3 separate regions of the Mus musculus genome follow, and regions 1 and 2 are each linked to region 3. The links are chromatin loops, found by intact Hi-C in ENCODE. Cell type or tissue: heart. All regions are shown on one strand. Links, peaks and the distances in the headings refer to the core of each region. The heading gives the core; the rest is flanking DNA.

Evidence for each region. Hi-C counts contacts between places; a loop is a spot of excess contacts. Peaks named below come from ENCODE experiments on the same cell type or tissue, not always from the same donor. Only the 100,000 strongest peaks of a DNase experiment are listed, where the experiment ranks them.
Region 1: it touches region 3 in a loop (4-fold over the local background); 4 of 42 quality-filtered maps call a loop at or near these places.
Region 2: it touches region 3 in a loop (4-fold over the local background); 5 of 42 quality-filtered maps call a loop at or near these places.

What each region holds. Positions count from the first base shown.
Region 1 is chr1:181,209,478-181,216,019 of GRCm38, reverse strand. It overlaps Wdr26 (WD repeat domain 26), which reads left to right and starts at 4,042. Exons shown (of 14, transcript NM_145514.5): 1 at 4,042-4,944. The coding sequence starts at 4,583. Gm38664 reads right to left here and starts at 4,584. Exons shown (of 6, transcript XM_011238899.2): 1 at 4,521-4,584; 2 at 3,974-4,210. The coding sequence starts at 4,584. In heart, for the core only: a CTCF peak has its summit at 3,671; DNase peaks (open chromatin) are centred at 3,599, 3,999, 4,859 and 5,189; H3K4me3 peaks cover 3,758 bases; H3K27ac peaks cover 3,211 bases.
Region 2 is chr1:181,230,644-181,237,185 of GRCm38, reverse strand. Gm38664 reads right to left here. Exons shown (of 6, transcript XM_011238899.2): 3 at 4,904-5,030; 4 at 4,625-4,776; 5 at 3,871-3,966; 6 at 817-3,224. The coding sequence ends at 3,064. Among named protein-coding and RNA genes, the nearest start is that of Wdr26, 22 kb to the right of the region's middle. In heart, for the core only: a CTCF peak has its summit at 4,277; DNase peaks (open chromatin) are centred at 2,705, 4,385, 4,725, 6,245 and 1 weaker place; H3K4me3 peaks cover 836 bases; H3K27ac peaks cover 3,077 bases.
Region 3 is chr1:181,140,692-181,148,951 of GRCm38, reverse strand. It overlaps Nvl (nuclear VCP-like), which reads left to right and starts at 4,748. Exons shown (of 23, transcript NM_026171.2): 1 at 4,748-4,901; 2 at 6,553-6,626. The coding sequence starts at 4,845. In heart, for the core only: a CTCF peak has its summit at 4,675; a DNase peak (open chromatin) is centred at 4,641; H3K4me3 peaks cover 3,103 bases; H3K27ac peaks cover 2,162 bases.

The DNA.
Region 1 (6,542 bases), core at 1,543-6,542, 67 kb before region 3:
CTCAAACAAAGAAAAGGTAGGAAGAGTTGTGTGTGTGGGTGCATGCTTGGTATCTCTGCACTCCAAAAGGTAAGGCAAGAGAGTCGGTCCCAGGCCAGCCTGGGCTCTGTATGTTAAACTGCTCTACTCCCAAATCCTAAATTTAAATATTGACAGAAACATAACTTTTACCAGTTTAACCAACACCTGTGAAAATTTACTTTTGTGAGTATAAACATCTTTATATTTAAAACATCTCAACTTTTGAAAGTTGATCTTTTTAGTTTTAAGGATGAGAAACGTTGCCTTGGAATATAATAGTCGCCTGTCATTTCGATTTCTTGAGCCGCCTTTTAGCCAATCAGGATTGAGGTAGATGACTGAGGGTCCCCCCCCCCCCTTTCCTTTTGAAACTGGGTCTTTATATGTAGTCTTGGCTGTCCTGGAACTCACTCTACAGACAAGGCTGATCTCTCCCTCCCAAAGGCTGGGATTAAAGGTGTGTGTCACCACTTGCTCCATCACTGTGTTTGGTTTTGGTTTCAGTTTTCCAAGACAAGGGTTTCTCTGTGTAGCCCTGGTTGACCTCAAACTCAGAGATCTGCCTGCCTCTGCCTCCCGAGTGCTGGGATTATAGGCCTGCACCACCACCACCCAGCTGTTTTGTAAAGTCTAAGACAGTTGGTTTTTTTTAGATTTACTTATTTTTCCTTTATCTGTATAAATGTTTCGTCTGCCTGTATGTGCATCCCATGCATGCCTCCTGGGTCCCTTGGATCTAGGGTTACAGATGGTTCAGGTGCTGGGAATCAGATGGCTTTTCTGCAAGAGCAGGGAGTGCTCTTGTCTCTTCAGCACTCAAATCCTTTTGAGAAGAGAAGAAATGCATTTACTTTATAAAGCCCAGACAAGTATCTGTCACTGAAACAAAAGGTTTACAAAATAACCATGCCACCCTCAAGTGGCTTACCCCACTGTTCATGCTTGTATCATTTTCTGCTTTACTTTAAAACCATCTATTATGGCTAAGTACATGGATTTCACAAGTGGGTTATGACCCATAGTTTGAAAAACACAGCCTTAAGATGAACACACAGGGATTCTGCCCTCCAGACGTCCGTACCCTCGCTGTCAGCCTCAAATATACACAGTCCCAAGAGAACCTGAAGCCTGGCAAAGGCCTTGGTGCCAATTACTTCAACAACCTACTGAGCAGCAGACTTTGCAGCATCCCTGACAAGGTGGCACAACCAAAACGTCTGCTTCTCAGTGACACCATCAGCTGTGCACACAGAAAATCCCTGCTTCCCCATCACTGTAGAACCAGACACAGCAGTTCCTCCATTTTGCACCTACCACAGGGCTTTCATATAGAGCCCCATATAGTAGAACAGAAGTTAATTAAGCACCTAAATACACATGCAACTTTTCCCTAAGAGGCAACTTGACTTAGTCCTAGCCCCAGCTTGGTCTTTTGTAGGAGGACAGAAGAGATAAAGCCAGGAGACAGAGATCTAGAAGGTTCCCCTTAAGTGACCTCAGGAGAGCCAGCGGATGAGCTCATCCGCAATCTCCGGTCCTGGGGAGTCCTTAACAAGTCATAGTCCTACCAAAGGCTGGAAGCTGGGAGACACTCCCCTAAGGAGGTTCACTGGAGCTGAGTCTTTTTTTTTTTTGTTTGTTTTTGTTTTTCGAGACAGGGTTTCTCTGTGTAGCCCTGGCTGTCCTGGAACTCACTCTGTAGACCAGGCTGGCCTCGAACTCAGAAATTCGCCTGCCTCTGTCTCCCGAGTGCTGGGATTAAAGGCGCGTGCCATCACGCCTGGCAGGAGCTGAGTCTTGACAGAGAAACTCCACATAATCGGGCTGTGGAGAAGACAGGAGGTCTTCAGAAGAAACAAGCCTAGCAATTCGGCAACAGTGACAAAGGGTTCACAGAGATGGCAAGAGATTAAAACCTTTCCAGAAAGGTACACCGTACAATCTGAAACACATAATTTATGAGCTAACTAAAAATAAAATAAAAACAAAAGGCTTTTTAAAAGAGAGCTAGCCAAAAAGAAAGACTGAGATAAGACCAGATCCACTAGGGAATGCAAGACAACTATACATTTTTTTTTTAACATGTGGGTAACATGAGGTTACTAAAGCCTTCTGAATGTGAAGAACAGTATTCCAAAATTATTGCAAGTGGAGCCGAAACCTGTCTCTAAAGGCTCTAGAGTCAGACAATAAGCTCCCAATGTTTTACTATAGATAAAAGGGGCACATGCATATGGATTTCATAAATTCAAGAACTTCTAAGAGGCATCTAGGCTACTCTGAGGTGAAAAGCTGAGATGTGCGCACTGAGCCTGGATGGTGATGAAGTCCTAGTCATTGCTCCTCTCCTCTCCCCCTTTGTTAAGGAGTGGAAACCTGGCCTATAGTTAAATGGTCCTTTTCTTTATAAAAGCTACAGACTTTACTCAAACTAAGCTCCTGACTTGATCCACCTGAAGGTTGCTAGGAACCAGTAGATTACGATAAACCATTTTTCAGAAAGTAAATTTTGCCTAAACACTAACAACCTTCATGATAATGAGATTTCTAAAGTTGCTGTACAGGGCTCTATGAGGGCATTGACTATCTAGTAATTCTGGCTCTGCTGGATATACTGTCTGTGCCCTATGAACCTCAGCTAAAATGAAGGTCTGTCTCAGGTGAATACAAACACCGTATGTGAGTCACTTTGCAATTACAGCTGACACCTGAAAGCATATTTAAAGCATGACAGCCACAATGCTAGATCTCTGTAAGACTGCCCTGGTCTCTGTCTCTCTTCCCAGTCTCAAGATGAAGAGAGCTCAGGATTCTTGACAAATCATAGGCTAATTTTTATTACACTTCTAAATTTAAAAAAGGCTGTCCCCAAAGACCTAAAAATTACTGAGCTGTGAGTGTTGTAAATTTCAGAGACATAAGATGTATTGCTTAAGGCTGTTGGGTCTGTTTGTTTGGTCTTTTTGTTGTTGTTTTCCTCCCAAATGGAAGTCACGTCAGGAAAAATATCTGTCCACACCAGGTCTACATGCTACGACCCAAGTCCATGAAACTGACTAGGGCCCCATGGACCATTTGCCACAGAGTAACATAGTTACTCAGTTCTCTGCTGCTGTGTTTCTCCACTCAAGAAAGCCGTTTAAAGCGCTGGGACAGTGAAACTCCGGCCACTTGAAAATTTCAAACCAGAATCTGAAACGGTGCCCCAATCCCACCCCTCGGTCAGAGGTACAGGAACCAGGAACAAGACATCTGAGCGAGCACTTAAAAGAAAGACAAAACAAACCTAGTAAAACTCCAAAGCAAAGCGCCTCTACACACCCTCAGCCTTTGAAACGTCTTGCCCCCACGAGTTGTTGTTTTTCCTCCCAGAGGGAAGGCAGTTTACGGCCGACTTCGCCTTCCCAGGGTGGAGCACACTCAGCTCTGCTGTCATCTCCCTTGTCCTGGACTGACACGGATACAACTGTGTGTGGTGCTTGGCTGTGCAAGTTCAAGTGTTTCCACCCTAAACCGAGGCAGTGGTTAAATCCTGAGTGCAGAGCAAGAAGCCGGTGGCCAGGGGCCTAGCACACCCTTGTGCTCGAAGTCACAAGCTGCAAAACCAGGCCGCCGGCGGCCCCACCCTGGCCCGTGCCAGTGCGTCTGCGGCCCCCTCCACGCCGGCCGCTCGCTCCTTTCTGGGTCACTCAGGGTGCAGGGCGAGGACGTGATCTCCGCCTCCCACCCTGCAGGGCCCCGGAGCGAGGCTGCGAACTTACTGCAGGCCGAGCTCGCACGCCTGACCCGGGGAGCCAGGGCGGCCTCGCACAGGCGGGCCAGGTCGTGCTGAGTCGCGCCTCCCCGCCGGGGCCGGACCCCCACCCCCGGCCGCCCTCGCCTTCACCCCACGGCCTCACCCCGGCCGCCGGACACACACGTGCCGGGTGACAGCCCCCTATAGGTTCCATACCTGCTGCCGGAAGTGAGCGAGGAGGGCAGTATAGGCATTTCCTGTGACGCCAGCGCCCGGACTCCATTAGACAGCAGCTGGGGGAAGAATCAACACACCAGGGAGCGGAGCGGCGCGGACCCAGCACCGAGGCGGCCGCTGCCTCCGCCGCCGCCTCCGCCGCCGCCGTCCGGGCTCCCAGCTTCGGGCCCGCGCCCCCCCCAGTGCCCGCGAGCCCCCGGGCCGCGCCGCGAGCGCCTCCGGAGGGGGGGGGAAGGGCCCGGTCCTCCTTCTCCCCCTCCTCCCGCCCCGCCGACCCCCGCCGCGCCCCGCCGGCCTCCCACCACGGCCTCTCTCGGCGAGGAAACTCTGGCCTCCGCTTCCTCCTCCTCCGACTCGGACGCCGGCGGAGCCTCCCCGCCCCCGCGAAAGAAGCCCCGAGCCTCGGCGGCGGAGGGAGCAGGAGAGCCCGGGGCCTCGGCGGGCCGAGCAGGCCTCCCCCCCCCGCCCTCGCCCTCGCCGGCCGCCTCCTCCTCCTCCTCCTCCGTGGTGGTGGTGGTGGGACTGCCTCCGGCCGCCCCCGCCGCCCCGCAGCGGAGCAGCGGCCACAGCCTGGTCAGCGGCGGCACCATGCAGGCCAACGGGGCGGGAGGAGGCGGCGGCGGGGGCGGCGGGGGCCAGGGCCAGACCCCGGAGCTCGCCTGCCTGTCGGCGCAGAACGGGGAGTCGTCCCCTTCGGCGACGTCCGCGGGGGACCTGGCCCACGCCAACGGGCTCCTGCCTGCCGCCCCCTCCGCCGCTGGCAACAATAGCAACAGCCTGAGTGTCAATAACGGGGTTCCCGGCGGGGCCGCCGCGGCCTCCGCCACCGCCGCCGCCGCCCAGGCCACCCCCGAGCTGGGCAGCAGCCTCAAGAAGAAGAAGCGGCTCTCGCAGTCCGATGAGGATGTCATTAGGCTCATAGGACAGCACCTCAATGGCCTAGGGCTCAAGTAAGTGTCCGTCCTACAACTGGTGAGGGCCAGGCCGGGGCCGAGCGGCCGGGTGGGTTGCGGGGACCCCGGGGCCCAGTGCGCAGGAGGCCGGGGACAGACAGCCCTGGGGGGGGGGGCGGTGGAGGGGAGGTCTAGGAAAGGGAATCGGCCCGATGTCTTAAGGCCAGCCGAGCCGCCTGGGCTGGGGAGGGGTAGTGGAAACCCAGGGCGACCCCTCCCCGCGCACCTCCAGAGCAGGATTGTCTGTCCGGGAAGGCGGACACCGAGGTTGTTTATGCTGGGGGAGGGGTGGATCAGAGCGGTGGAAATAATGAACCTTGGAGGATTTGTTTTTCAAGTGTGTCTCAGAGGCATCTTTGTGGGACACCTCCCCACCCCCACCCCTGACCGACAGCAGCCCAGGCAAACTACCAATCAGGAAGGACAGTCGCCTACAAGTGTTTATGGGAACTAAGGGGCTGGCATAATTTGGAAAGAGGCTGTCGAGTAAATCTGATGGGAATAATGAAGTCAGATACCCAGTGGAAGTCATGCAGACAGAGGCCGTGTGTGTGTGTGTGTGTGTGTGTGTGTGTGTGTGTGTGTGTACACACTAGAGGCCTAGCACTAGTAAAATCCCACTTCAAAACCCAGAAGGTTTTCTTTTGAAAATGTGATGTCAGGTCTGGTGAATCATTGGTTTTCAAATACAGTTTGGGTGGTCATTAATGTAGGGTGAAGGTAGACAGCGGGTCCAACCAAAACGCATCTGTTTTGAACACACAGGAAAGAAAAGCTGAGGGAGTTGAGGTAGGGTTGGTGGGAGTGTCCTGGAGCTGAGTGAAGGTGGCAGAGCCAGGAGCTGACAGTAAACAAGCAACAGTTTCTTAGAGTCAAGGCGAATTTGAAGGCAACCAGACCAGGGATTTTGGTTTTGTTTGGTTTTGCTTTGTGTGTGTGTGTGTGTGTGTGTGTGTGTGTGTGTGGAGAGAGAGAGAGAGAGAGAGAGAGAGAGAGCGCACCCGTGCATTGGTTGGGAAAGGGGCAGATCTGCATTTTCTCAGTGACAGAAGTATTTCCACTCCCAAGCTGATAATTGCACTGTTGAGCTGAAAAATGGGGAGCGCTAAAGAAACACCGAACCAAACCATGAACAGCTCCCAGAGAAAAATCCAGAAAGGTTTCACTTTAGTCCCCAAGGAAAAGGAAAAGTGTGAAAATAAATTTTGTGAATGCTAACAGAATATATTACTGAGGGAAGCAGTAAGCTGACAGCAGCAGGCGGAAATAACTCGTGACTGTTTGGAGCCTACAGCATAGTAAATTGGCTATTTTTAGTATGGAGAGAAAGGAAAGGGTTTGGGGTGCTGGACTTGTTTTAATTGTAAAGATTGACCTAGCAGGCTTTCCATACCAGCAGAATATCTGGAAGGAAAGCTATACCTAATACAGGCCATCTGTCACCTTGTATTTTATCTTTCAAAGTGCTGTGCCATAGATAATGTGTAGACCCTAGTTTTTATTTAACCAATGTTAGAGCACATTTTTAGAAATTGTATACTCTTTTAAACTTCTGAAACATTAAATGGCAAAAGTAGGAAGAACTTGCTTAATTC
Region 2 (6,542 bases), core at 1,543-6,542, 88 kb before region 3:
AATGCAAAGAATTTACAGAACAGCCACAAGAGCCTTGAAGAACACCACGACCTGACTTCTAGATTTATTTAAAAGCTAAAGGAATCAAATAGCGCTTGGTGGTGGTGAACATCAATTAACAGAATAGAATAGAGAAATGGGGTTGGGGTGTGACAGTCTCAGCGGACAGGGCTTGCATGGTGTGAGTGAGGTCCTGGATTCAATCCCTCACCACCGTCCAGAAAGGCTGAAGGAAGGGCAATGGGCCGGTGCAGCTGGAACAGGAGCCCTGACCTGACCCAGCTTGTTTTCCCAAGAAATCACATGGTGAAAATTAAAAAAAAAAAAAAAGTCATCTCTCAGAAGTTGTCAACTGACCTCCATGTATGCATCGTGACACATGCATGCCCCATCTCCAAAAATAAAATAAAATAATTAAAAGAATAAAGAAAACTATCAAAATGTTTTTAATGATTTATTTTATTTATATGAGTACACTGTCTTTGTCTTCAGACACCCCAGAAGAGAGCATCAGATCCCATTACAGATGGTTGTGAGCCACCATGTGGTTGCTGGGAATTGAACTCAGGACCTCTGGAAGAGCAGTCAGTGCTCTTAACTGCTGAGCCATCTCTCCAGCCCCGAACCATCAGAATTTAAAACTACCATGCATGGTAGTACATTCCACATGGGGGAGGCTGAGGCAGAAGTTCTAGTTTAAGGCCAGCCTGGGCTACACAGCAAGAATCCATCTCAAAAACAATAAACAACAGAGGGTTAAATAAATAAAAGATACTGCTGAGAGAATGGAGATGACAGATGAACCAGGAGACAATCTTCATGCAGGAAATACCTGAGGAAGGGCTTGTATTTGAAAACAAATGGACCACAGATTTTCAAAAAAATCCCTTTTACCATCTACTTCTAACACTTCAATTCAGGTGGCAAATAAGCAAAAATTAAACTGCATCACATGACTAACACTCAAAAGTCTTGTTGCCCCAAATGTTGTTAAACACAGAGGAGGCTGCCAGTGTTGCTCAGTGGCAGTGAGCTCTCAGTAAGTTCACACTTCACTTGCCGAAGGCCTGCTGCTGACCCCTAGGACCTCAGAAAGCCAGCCAGCAAGTGAGAAGGACTTAGGAGGAGCCATGCCCTCGCACGGTTGGCCACTTTACAGTTAAGAAGTGTCTTTATAAATTAAGCACAGGTCTGGTATGTTGGTACACCCTTTAATCCCAGCACTCGGGAAACTGAAAAGGACAGATTTCTGTGAGTTCGAGGCCAGCTGGGACTACGCAGCTAGGCTCAGGCCAGAGGGATGGCATAGTGAAACCCTGTCTCAAAAACAGACAGACAAATGTGCTAAGCACGGGCACAATGAAAAGGGTGGATAAAGATTCAGAGCTGGGAGACAGGCTGCTCTGACTGCCTTTGTGAAATGCACATTTGGAGTCTGCAAAGCCCTGGCGAGGAGCTCAGAGAAGCAGGGTGGGACCACACTCTTGGTTCAGTTTCCTAGCACAGCCTGGACGGCAAGAGGTGAAGGTAGAATCACGTGGTCTCGATCCTGGAGCCACCCTTTAAACAGGGCAGCAGACTACTCTGTATGATGCTATAATGACCCAGAGAACATAATAAACATAAAGTAATATTAGACTGAGCAGGCTCACACTTGGTATGTAACTACGATTATAGAAAAGGAGTCCGTGAATTTGAAAGACTCTCAAGGTCAGGGAATATGAGGTTTGGAGGGAAGAAAGGAAAGGGGGAAATGATGTAATTATAATCTCAAAAAATTAAAAAAGAACATGCATGTTAATTCATAGTCACAGAGGGCAGCCAGTCCATTAGTTGCCAAGGGAAGGGTGATGGACTACAAGTGACTTAATGGTTATGAACACTTCATTGGTTGTAGCGATACTTCCCCATATACATAAGGAAAAATGTCAGATTATATATTTTAAGCATTTATAGTTTCCTGCCTGTCAGTTATACCCCAATAAAGCTAATTTTAAAGGGTGGCTCCAGGATCGAGACCACGTGATTCTACCTTCACCTCTTGCCGTCCAGGCTGTGCTAGGAAACTGAACCAAGAGTGTGGTCCCACCCTGCTTCTCTGAGCTCCTCGCCAGGGCTTTGCAGACTCCAAATGTGCATTTCACAAAGGCAGTCAGAGCAGCCTGTCTCCCAGCTATGAACCCTTAGCTACCCTCTTCATCCTGTCCCCATGGTTAAACAGTCACTGAAAGTCCAGCTTCACCCCACTCCCCTCCTAAAAAAAGACTTCAAAGTCAGTAACTGTAAGAAAGCTAGCACACACAGATTTTACAGTGCGTGGCTGAGCTCCACCAGAGGGAGGCTCCAGCAGATACTTCAGTCATAAGTCATTATTTCTGCTCCTTTGCAAGTGTAGAGGAGAACAGAGAAACACTCGGCTACCGCATTGTCTGCTGTAATCAGGTTCAACTGCATGCAATAGGGAGAAAATCTAGTTGTTTATTTGCAAGGATTTACTCTCTTCACTTTTACCAGGATCAGGAGTAAACAGGCATTATTTGGCTGGCTCTTTGAAGTTATCAGGGTCTCTGTCTTCTGTCTTCTCTGGCATGTGACTTCCATCTTCAAGGTCACATGATAGCTGCGGAAGTTCTGTTCCGAGTGGCAGTAGGAAGCTGGGAGGGGGCTGGCTAAGGGAGGTGCCTGATCTCCCAGGGAGACCCAGGGAGGCTGCAAGTAAGGAGGGAGCAGAGACCTAGCCACCAGGCTTGCTGATTGCAGGCTCAGACGCAGGCAGGATCTGAAACAGCACAGTTCCGGGATGAGGACCTCGTCTTTGGATGCTTTTCTAAGGTTTTTCCTTCCCTGAAGAGCTAGCTGCTGCAGAGTCAGCATCTCTGCCTTGCTGTGGCCCAGCCTTCAGGATGGCGGTGAGAACTGGCGCTGGGAGCCTGCACTGATCCTCGGCCTCACATGCCTCACCCTCTCTGAACATGTGCAGCAAGTAGGCTGTGAGCACACAAAGCCACACTGTTTCCAGGCTATGGGCAGGAAAAGAAAGAAGACTTACCTATGACCATGTTCTTAAAATGTGTTAATGCATCCACACTCCCATAGGTGGGGTATCGTAGAGGGGCGGGTGGGCGTTGGTGGGAGGGTCAACAGTGAGGAGCTTCTTGTTGGCTTTCTGACCCCAGCACTCCCCAGAGCTGCTTTGTCCTGTTCAGCTCTGCAGTCCTCTGCTGCTGTTAGTGATTGAGACCAGAGTGGATTCAGCCGTACTTTGTTCCCTTAAACACTCCAGAGGCGTCTGAACACCAAACTTGGAGCCCTGGAAGGAACAATCCTAGACTTTGGGCTCGCCCAGAGTCAGCTCTTAACTGTAATTACTTGCCTTTGTTTAATATAGATGTTAGCTGGGTGTGGTGGTGCATACTTTTAATCCCAGCACCTGAGAGGCAGAGGCAGACAGATCTCTGAATTTGAGCCCAGGACTATATAGTGGGTTCCGGACACCCAGAGTTATGGAGAGAGACTTTGTGCCAAAAAAAAACAAACCCTAAAAAGCGGGGTCTGGAATGATGGCTCAGCGGTTAAGAGCACTGGCTGCTCTTACAGAGGACCCTGGGAGGATCCCCAGCGCCTACATATTTGCTCACAACCACGTGTACTTCCAGTTCTGTGGAATCTGACGCTCTCTTCTGACTTCATAGGTACCAGGCATGCACATGATACACATGTCCACATGCAGACAAAACACTCACAAACATGAAATAACAAACCTAAAAGAAAAGAATATATACATACATGCATACACACCACACACACACATACACACACATATAAATTGGTTTTTTGAGACAGGGCTTCTCTGTGTAGCCCTGGACTCACTTTGTAGACCAGGGTGGACTTGAACTTGTAGAAAGCCACCTGCCTCCACAGTGCTGGGATTAAAGGGCTGTGCCACCGTGCCAAGCACTAAGAAAACTGAAAAATAAGTTAAAATATATTTCAGAGAGAAGCACATATATAAAGCAAAATAAATCTTTCTCCATCCCACAGTAGTGCCCCTTGGAGATCATCAAAGAGTCTCTGGTTTATCTTTCCAGAATCTTCTACAAACATATATTTTGTCGATTGCATTTGCAAGAATTTTACTTATAAATAATTCACTTAGTAACAGTAATGACTGCTAATGTATAAGGTCCATCTTATTTATATTTATTGGAAGAAGAAAGCTAAAGCATCTAAAAATAATAAAAATGGACAAGTCTTCCAGAGTGCAGTTCTTGAAATGACCACCAGGCGTCAGAGCTGCCAGTCGGAATCCCGGAGCACTGGAAAGTTACAAGAGGGGCAGTGTCCATAGACCGCATGGGTGACTCCTCCCAGGCAGCTGCTTTGGCCCTTTGGCCCAGTGTCTCACTCGCTGGCTTAGAGGTGGTCTAGGAAAGGGATTCTCAGGAAAAACACCGGGGTGAACACCTAGCTGGCCTCCCTTGGGTCTCTAGAGAAGCTGTCTAACACTGTCAAACCTCTGTGAGAAATACAAATGTGGTCAGCCTTCCTGTCACTGCAAGGCTGCTTTTTTAAGTCAAGACCTTTCCTGTCCAAAGCTGGGGAACAGGAGGGGACTCCGCCATACCATCCTGTTTCAGGAGGAACATCCAGTTCTGGGTAGACAGAGCTCTGTGTAAGCAGGACACCAGCTCTTGCCACTTCCTAGTTGACTCAGCACACACTTCCTGTCCAGGCCCAGGCTGCCATCTCCAGATGCTGAGAAAGAAGTGCCAACCCCTGCAGGGAGCACAGGGGCACCCCGTTCACAACTCTCAGGCTGCTGTTCAAGGGAGTTAGTTACACTGCTGCTCTTCCTTGCTCCTCCTGACTGGCCATGGGTACCCCAGCTCTATGGAGCTGACACCTTGTGGGATATGGATCCTGGGAGCAAGCTTCCTCCTGCACCTTCCTAGATTGCCAGCATCCAGAGGGGGACAGGACAAAGAGAGGGTCCAGCATGAGAGACTCATCCTGGGAGGACACAGCGATCCCTGGAGGGGAACAACAGAAATGTCTCGAAGAGGCCGGCAAATCATTCCGCAGTGTCCCAGGGAGCATTTGTCTAGGGTTCCTTGGACCACATCCCACTTCTGGACCTGGGATGATGGAAAGATTCACACAGAGCTCAGACCCACTACACACTGCGGCAGGACTTTCTTCTCCAGATGCCTGTGGAAGGGGCAGGGGCTGGTGGGATGGGAAGGAGGATGTAAGAAGAGTCCTGCCCTTCTCGGGCAATGATACTTGAGACGTGACTTCCGTGCTTCCTGACAGGCAAGTTAAAGTGGTCTTTTTATGGGAACTGAGAGTCCGTATCTACTCAACTGGCATATCCTATAGAGGGCCGCATGAAGCAACCATAATTATTTTAGTCACTACACATTTTAAAAGCTATATACATAATTTAAAATGACACATCTGTGATGCCATACACATAGTAAAAATGCTGGTTATTATTAAAACATAGGTTCTATTCACAGTCAAATAAGATTACACCGGATGTTTGATGTCCCATACATAATGTATGAGCCAATGCTTCGTGTAATAATACAAAGGGGACACTTGCTTTGGGATGGACTTTAACTTACCATGCAGGATAGAAGCTGTGGCTTTGATGTGGCTTACAGAGGAATGGCAACAAGGTGCCCTCCCCTTTTGTGCTATCACATGGGACGTATGACGAGTGAGAGGAAGAACCTCCTATAGTGTGCCCCCCACTCCAGCCCTGACAGCGGGAGCTGAGAATGTGCTTCAGGCTGAGCCACTCCAGCTGCCCCCCAGCCCCCTGGAAAGCCGCACTTCAGTCACAAGCGCCACTTCACAGAACCATTCAAATGACAAGGGTTCCCCAGGCCAAGAGAGACTTCACAGGCCCCCCTGCACCTGAAACCTCCAGGCTACCAGATCCTGTGGAAAGGGAGCGATGGGTGCTGAGGAGAGAGGGAGGGTTCAGCCCCACCCTACTGAATCAAATACCTGCTTGCCCACCCTCTAAGTTACTCATGCTTCAGGCCTGTGAATCATCCAAGAGGTGGGCGGTCATGTTGAGTTTGTCACGTGTGGTATCCTAATGACAACAGTCCCATCCTCTGCTAATCCTTCCTTAAACGACTCCACCTCCAAGCCCCATGGTCAGCCAGGCAAAGGCCAGCTTTGCAACCTCCAAAGTTTCCTCTGCAGGGCCATGGGGTGTGTCCCTTCTAGAGAGTGAGTCAGGAAATTGCTGAGGTGAACATACAAAAACAGCACTTCCTGCATCAGACGCCAGCCTGGCACACAAGAAGGTCAGGCTAAACGCTCAGGTCACGAGCAACCCTCCCACACGGGCAGGTGGCCTTCTTCACCTACACCCAAACAGCTTCCGAGGTGGTGACAAATCGCTGTGCCTATTGCCCTGCAAACAATAGCGAGGGAGAAGGATGCTTTCCTCAGCAGGCAGGTCTCCTCGCTCAAGCTTTCCTGACCCGCCAGGAGAAAAGCAAACTGACTACAGCGATGGGGAT
Region 3 (8,260 bases), core at 1,666-6,665:
GTTACAGACATTTGATTATTGTACTTAGAAAATCTAATTGTTAGCAAAATATAAAAGTCTAGATATTGGCCTGTCACATGCAGTTAGGTGTGTCTTAAGGAGGTGCGGCTTGGGTGTGCCTCTAAAAGCTCCACAGATAAAGAGTGCTCAAGAAGGGAAAGTTCCTGCCCATTCTAAGGCAAGTCGCTTGGAGAGAGGTCTTGTGGTCTTTGCACTATGACCTGAGACGAAGTCAGCTGGTAGCCTTGCTTTGCAGGATACTTCATCACCACGTGGTGAACCCCGAGAGACTGTGAACTGTTTCTAATTGTGGTCTGGCTCTGCCTTTGATCACTGAGATTTCTGTTTGCTATAAGCAAGTACCTGTGGTGTGGCCCTGCCCTAGCACACACCTTTAATCCAAGAGCTAAATGAAGTTAAGTCTAGGTCAAGAGGCAGAGCAAGCAAGCAGCTGAAGAGGAGTGAACTCTAAGTAAACAGAAAGGAAGGGCTTTGAGTTGAAGGGTATTTAAGACAGCATGGAGAAGGAGAAAGTGTTCTTCCTTCTGGGACATCGGTGGAGTAGGAAGGTCAGCTAGGTGCTTTTTCTGCCTCTGAGATAGCAGGCTTCCAGCACAGCATCTGCCTCCTGAATCTTATTTGGTAAATTGGCTGCTGAGATTTTTGCTACTGTTTGCTTTTAAAGAGACTTTTTTAAAAACAACACCCGACTGACTTGTCTTGGGGCCCCCCACCCCCAGCCCCCACAACAGTGACACATGGGACAGCCTGCCAAGGGCATAAAGGAGGAGCTAGAGACTTCTTTTATAAGCCATTGGACCTTTGATAGAGCTCTCTTTTAGCTTGAAAGAGCCTTTATGGAAGGAGCTCTGGAGAGAGGAATTTTCTCTCTGCGCTTTCATGAACAACAGAGAAGCAGCTGGTAGGACACAGGAAAAACAGGATTCTAGCAACGAGAGCTAAGGAGCCCAAGAGAAATGCAGACTGGCTCTTTAGAATGACACAGATAGAAATTAGTAGTTTAGTTGTAGGATCAGGTTTGTAAACAGATTCTTGAAAATAGTAAAGAAAATAGAGCTACCTCTCTGAGCCAGCAGGTTTTTACCTCAGTTTTTGAATCCCATGTCTAGACTCATTAGTATAAATACTAGATTTGAAAGGTTACAAGATATGATGGCACATGCCTGTAATCCTGGCACTCAGGAGGAATAGGCAGGTGGTTCTCTAAATTCAAAACCATCCTGGCACGCTGGTCTATAGAGTGGATTCTAGGCCAGGCAGGACTACATAGCTAGACACTGTCTCAAAGGAGTTTACTCATACCCAAAAAAATTAGGAAACCTACATTTTTAAAAGAAGAAAAACAGCTGAGGCCTGGTGTGGTGACAAAGGCCTTAATCCCAACACTCAGAGTTAGAGGTAGGTGAATCTCTGTGAGTTCTGACCCTGTCTCTCTCTCTCTCTCTCTCTCTCTCTCTCTCTCTCACACACACACACACACACACACACACACACACACACACACACACACACAAAAGAGAGACAAGAAAAAGCAGATAGGGCTTAACTGAGTCAGACATGAAACAGATGGAAGAAGTTGCTATATGATATCAAAATGTCCATTTTTCTACAACCACAAAGGAAACAAAGAAATGGAGGGAAGAAATGGACAGTAATCATCTCTCAGTAATCTCAACTATGAATTTAAATGAAAATGTAATTATATATATATATATATATATATATATATACATATATATTCTATCTAAACATATATCTTTATATATAACATAAATGTTTTTATATAATATAAAAATACAGGCAACAGGGCCAAGTAGCAAGATGTCTCAAAACAATAACAGAAAAAAAAAAAAAGAATGAGAAGGAAAAGAAAAGAGAGAGGGCCTGGGCATCACCTCGAATGCCTTTAATCACAGCTCAAGTCAGAGGTTCGTGGGTCTCAGTGAGTTTGAGGACAGCCTGATCTACAGAGGAGTTCCAGGACAGCCAGAGCTACATAATAGAGAGAACCTGTCTCAAAAACCAACAAGAAAATCACTTCAAGAAAGTAAAAGGAGTCTCTAGAATTAGAGAAAATATTCATGATTTGACTATCTCATCAGAGATTAATACTGCAAATATACAAGAGTTCCTAAAATGCAACACAGCAATTATATCTACCAACTGAATTAAGAACTGTCAATGGAAGCCAGACATGGTGGGGCACTAATTTAAGCCCAACACTTGGGGGCCAGAGGCAGGGAGAGAGGCAGAGAGGCAGAGGCAGGCAGATCTCTGTGTGTTCGAGATCAGCTGGGTCTACAATGCAAGTCCCAGGGCAGCCAGGGCTGTTATACAGAGAAAAGGAGGGGGAGGAGGGGGAGGGAGAGGGAAAAGGAGAAGGAAAATTAAGAAAGAAAGAAAGAAAAAGAAAGAAAGAAAGAAAGAGAAAGAGAAGAAGAGAGAAAGAAAGAGAGGAAGAGAGAAAGAAAGAAGAAAATGGAAGAACTCAAGGGACATTTTCCTAAGATTATACAAATGGCCAACAAGCACATGCAAAGACTTTCAGTATTACTAATTACTAGGGAAATGTAAATCAAGTTTACAGTGAAGTGATGCGTTTATTAGAATGGACACTATCAAAAGAGCAGGAAATCTGCGTTTATAAAGATATGAAATACTTGTTATTCATGGTTGTTGCTGTTGTTCAGGCAGGGTCTCACACAGTAATCAGGAATGGCCTGGAACTCATCAAGTGGCACAGGCTAGCCTCAAACTTGCAGCAATCCTGTTGCCCCAGCCTCCTGAATGCTAGAATTACAAAATGAGCCAAGGTGTTCATATCAGGGGCAATGAAAAATTATATACCTGCCACTGAGAGCGGCGTGACCCACACCAATGCAAATACCTCTGCTGAGATTCCATCTCACTCCAGTCAGAAAGGCAATCATTAAAGATAAATAACAAGATAACAACAAATGCTGGCAAGGATTTGGAAAGAAAGAACCCTTATATACTATTTGTGGGACTATAAACAGATACTATGGAAGACAGAAGATTCCTAAAACTAGAGCTACCGTCTGATCTAGTTGACATACATACATACATATATATATGTATGCACACACACACACACATATATACAAATGAATGATTGTCAGTACACAAGAGATACCTACAATATGCATATTTTATCACAACACTACTCCCACAACGGACAAGTTACAGAACCAAACCAGACACCCACCAAGATATGAATTGTTTAAAATATATACACATACAATGGAATATTAGAATCAAAGTCAAAGCTAGGAATATAGCTCACTAGATATAGCCCAGTTGGAGTGATTGCCTATCATATATGAGGTTTTTGGGTTTGATATCCAGAACTGAAAACTAAGAACTGCCAGGAATGGTTACTGTGGTTGTTTGACTAGATGCCCCTCACAGTCCTGGGCACTTGAACACTTGTTTCCAGTTGATGGCTATTTGCGGAGGAGCAAGTGTGGCCTTGCTGGAGAAATTATGTCACTGAGGACAGGCTTTGAGGTTTCAAAAGACTCCTATCAGCTTAAGTTAGCTCAAGACTTTCTGTTTGTGCTTAGAGAAATATGCTCCCAGCTGCTGCCCTAGCTGCTCGCTACCTCCGAACCGCCATAACGATGGCTATCCCTCTGGAACCGTGAGCGCCAAATAATCTTTTATAGTTGCCTTGGCCATGTGTTTTATCACCGAATAGTAACTGACAGCCCTTTCTGTATCCTCAGCACTTCTCCCAAATAAATCTCCTAGAACTCTGTAGACGATATGCTGGCCTTGAACTCAGAGATCCATCTGCCTCTGCCTTCTGTGCGCTGGGACTTAAGGTGTGCGCTACTGCACCCCCACAAATCAAACTTCCTGAACAACCACTTAAACCTTGTAAATTACTCTGAATAATTTTCCTTAAAAACAAACACCAATAACAACGGAGAGGCGCCTACACATAACAGTTGCAAAATACTCCTATGCAAAATTCTCCCTTGAAAAGGCCAAGAAACCCATACTCACCCTTGGGCTTTATCTTGTTTTGTTTTGTTTTGTTTTTTCCCCCTGAGCACCTATTAGCCACTGTGCTCAAGAGTGCTAAAATTATCTTTTAATAAATCCCAATTCTGCTTCATATTGGTTTGTCATGAAGTTGTTTTCTACAAAACCATGAATCTTGCTTTTTCCTGAAAAGACGTTTTTAAGGGGAAAACGTCTTAGGCTGCAGACTGAGTTCCACACTATCCTTGGGTACAGCGTGCGACACAGAACAAACAGAAACCGCGAACACGCTGCGGTCCTGGTTCCCAGACTGGAACGTGACAAACCCAAACTTTTTTTGTTTTGAGACAGCATCTTACTACTTGGCTGTGCTGCCTTTGAACTCTTCAGCAATCTTCCTTGCCTTCGCTTCTCGAATATTTTTAAGGTTTTTTTCCCCTGCTATGCCAGGCTTGGCATCAAGTTTACTACTTGCTTGTGAGAGTCTGCGCAGCCGCGAAGAATGGAGTCCGTGTCTGTTTGCTCAGTTGGGAACCAATAAAGTTGAACGCCTTCAAAGGGGGCCTAGCCTCTTAGGCAGGGCTGGGTAATCTTGACAAGGAACCAGACTGGAAACTCGCGCGCTTCCAGGTCCTCCCGACCTCCGTGAGCAGCGTAGTCCTCCCTACAGGCGGAGCTTTCGTGCTGAGGAAAAGTTGCGGGGGGGACTTCCGGTGCTAGGGACCACGCGTGGGCGGGGTTTCCGGTACGGCGGCGAGCGCGGCTGTGGCAGTCTTTCCCGGTAACAAGAGGCGCCCGTGCGGGGCAGCAGCATCATGAAGCCTAGACCCGGGGTTTTCGTAGACAGGAAACTGAAGCAGCGGGTCATTCAGGTGCGTGTGTGTCTGCGGACACTGCATCTCCATTTGCGCGCGGCTGCCTGGCTTGGCGCCTCTGGCCGCCGCCGCCGGGTTCCAGCATGGTCTGGATGTTCCCTTGCGGCTGCCGTAGAGAAACAGGCCTGGGAGCCTGGAGGCTTTGACATTATTTTTCTTATTTTCGTATCTTGGAAGCACTGTGTGGTGGACGCCTTCAGTGGCGTAGTCAGAGATACGAATTAAAGGGAGGGAGAGGTTTGGATTTTGTTTGGCGGTCGTACTGTGTAGCCCTGCCTACCCTAGACCTCGTTTGTGGACCAGGCTAGCTTTGAACTAGAGCCCCATCTTCCTCTGCTCCAAGGCTGGGTTAAAGGCTGCACCAACCACGCCCCGCAAGGCATTTTTGTATTTGTTTCCCATTTTTCACTGGTGGAATTTCGGGGTTTTTAAAAATTGGAGTTTCAAGAACTTAGATTGTTTTTCCTTGATCTGCCGTCCTTGCTTATTTTGGGGTTCGAAAGTTCTCTTAAGTTTTCAATTCTCTGGGCTTCTTGTATCCCTTCTTTCTTCATACTCCTTTCTTTCAAAAGATTTATTTATTTATTAGATGTAAGTACACTGTAGCTGTCTTCGGTTGTGAGCCACCATGTGGTTGCTGGGATTTGAACTCAGGACCTTGAAAGAGCAGTCACTGCTCTTAACGGCTAAGCCATCTATCTCTCCAGCTCCTTCTTACTCCTTTCTCACCTCCATACTTTTTACTAGATCTCATTCAGCCTAACACCTTTAAGTATGAGCTACCCTGTGACCCAAATTTGTATGTTTTACTGTTGGTTTCATTTTGTTTTTCTTTTCCGAGTCAGGGTTTCTCTGTGTAGCCCAGGCTGTTCTGGGACTCCTTCTGTAGACCAGGCTGGCCTCTTCCTTCCTCTCTGCCTTCCTAGTTCTGGGATTAAAGGTGTGGGCCACCTTAAAGTCAACAGGCCTTAGAGTTAAGTTATTCTTTACCTAAAAAATGTACTCACCTACTTTTTGTTACTGTTTTGAGACAGAGTCTCTTGAATTTTTCTATAGCCAGTTTCCTAGCTACCTCTGCTCAGTGCCCCAGGTTTTGCCTTTAAAAGAAAAATAGAGTATTTTTATTTTACTAGCATTTTATTTTATATGCTTTGATGTTGTGTCTGCACATACGTCTGTGTGAGGGTGTAGATCCCCTGGAACTGGAGTTATGGACAGTTGTGAGCTGCCATGTGGGCGCTGGAATTGACACCACCTTTCATCCAGTTGTTAAAGCGTAAACGCTCGATTGTGTTGGGGTCCAGGAGTCACCCTACAAACTATACAAACACCGATCTCAGACAGAGATGGTTTATTGAAGGTATAGCCTGCGTGGCTCTGACAGCCCTGAAACTCTTTGTAGACCAAACTTGCCTCAAACTCAGAGAGATCCGACTGCCTCTGCCTCCTGAGTGCTTGGATGTAAGGGGTGCGCTACCCAAGCCTGGCTGATGTGGTACTTAAAAAAAAATTATGTTCATGATATGCTTTTTTATTTTGTGGTACACTTTATTGCTTAAGAATTTATATTGAATTATGTGTTGGAATAACTCAACCTCTTATTTATTAGTTAAAATGTCTAAGTTAATTGTCATATTTTCTCTTTCAGTACCTCAGTAGTAACAGATGTGGCAAATATGTGGACACTGGAATCTTAGCATCCGACTTGCAAAGACTGTACAGGTAAAGAGGTGTGCTGCTAAATCCTTGATCCCCCCCCCCCCCCACACACACCTAGTTTTAAATAGTCCGACTTCCTTAATTTTTCAATTGATTTCAGTGGTTGCTAGCATCATCTTACCAATTCATAAACCTGGACCTTAAGTCAGTCATAAAAACATCTATAGTCTATATATACAGTGACTATATATACAGTGTTAATTCCTTTTACCAGAGGAAATGGTTTCTTTTCATCCATTAATAACTCTTCAATTGGCCAGGAGATAGAGCTGTTGTTGTTGTACTTCCTTTTCTGTTTCATCAGAATATTAAAGCAATCAAGCATTTCTTCCTCAACTTTCAGGCTCTATCAAGGAATGTGAGTCAGGCCTGGTAGCCATATGTAATCCCATCACCTAGAAAACTGAGGAATGAAGGTTTCAGGCTGAATAAAGAACAACAGTGAAATCTCTCAATTTGTAAAATAATTGTATTCTTTAAAAGTTCAGTTCTTTTAAAACTATTCAAAATGGGGGATTAGAGAGATGGCTCAGCAGTTAACACGTACTGCTCTTCTAGACATCTTGAGTTCAATTCCCAGCATCCACATGGTGATTCACAACTGTCTGTAATAGAGTCTGATATCCTCTTCTGGTATGTCTGAAGACAGCTACAGTGTACTCATATACAAAAAAAAAAACGTCTTTTTTAAAAAAAAAGAAACCTATTTAAAATGGGTTTACATAAATGGCAGATAGGTTCCAGCTTAGGTAGCTAAACTTGGGTTTTTCACTATCATGAATGAATGGTTTAATAATTGAAAGTCTTGAAGGAGCTGTACTACAGAGCAATAGTGATTAAAAACTGCATCGTATTGATACAGTGACAGGCAGTAGATCAGTGGAATAGAATTGAAGACCCAGAAATGAACCCACACACCTATGGTCACTTGATCTTTGACAAAGGAGCTAAAACCATCCAGTGGAAAAAAGACAACATTTTCAACAAATGGTGCTGGTTCAACTGGCAGTCAACATGTAGAAGAATGCAAATTGATCCATTTCTTATCTCCCTGTACAAAGCTCAAGTCCAAGTGGATCAAGGACCTCCACACAAAACCAGATACACTGAATCTTACAGAAGAGAAAGTGGGGGAAAATGCTCAAACACATGGGCACAGGGAAAAGTTCCTGAACAGAACACCAATGGCTTATGCGCTAAAATCAAGAATCAACAAATGCAACCTCATAAAACTGCAAAGCTTCTATAAGGCAAAGGACACTGTCAGTAGGACAAAATGGCAACCAACAAATTGGGAAAAGATCTTTACCAATCTCACATTTGACAGAGGGCTAATATCCAGTATATACAAAGAACTCAAGAAGTTAGACTCCAGAGAACCACTTAACCCTATTTAAAAATGGGGAACAGAGCTAAACAGAATTCTCAACTGACTAATCTCGAATGTCTGAGAAGCACCTAAAGAAATGTTCAACATCCTTAGTCATCAGGGAAATGCAAATCAAAAGCAACCCTGAGATTCCATCTCACAGCAGTCAGAATGGCTAAGATCAAAAACTCAGGTGACAGCAGATGCTGGCGAGGATGTGGAGAAGGAGGAACACTCCTGCATGCTGGTGGGATTGCAAGCTGGTACA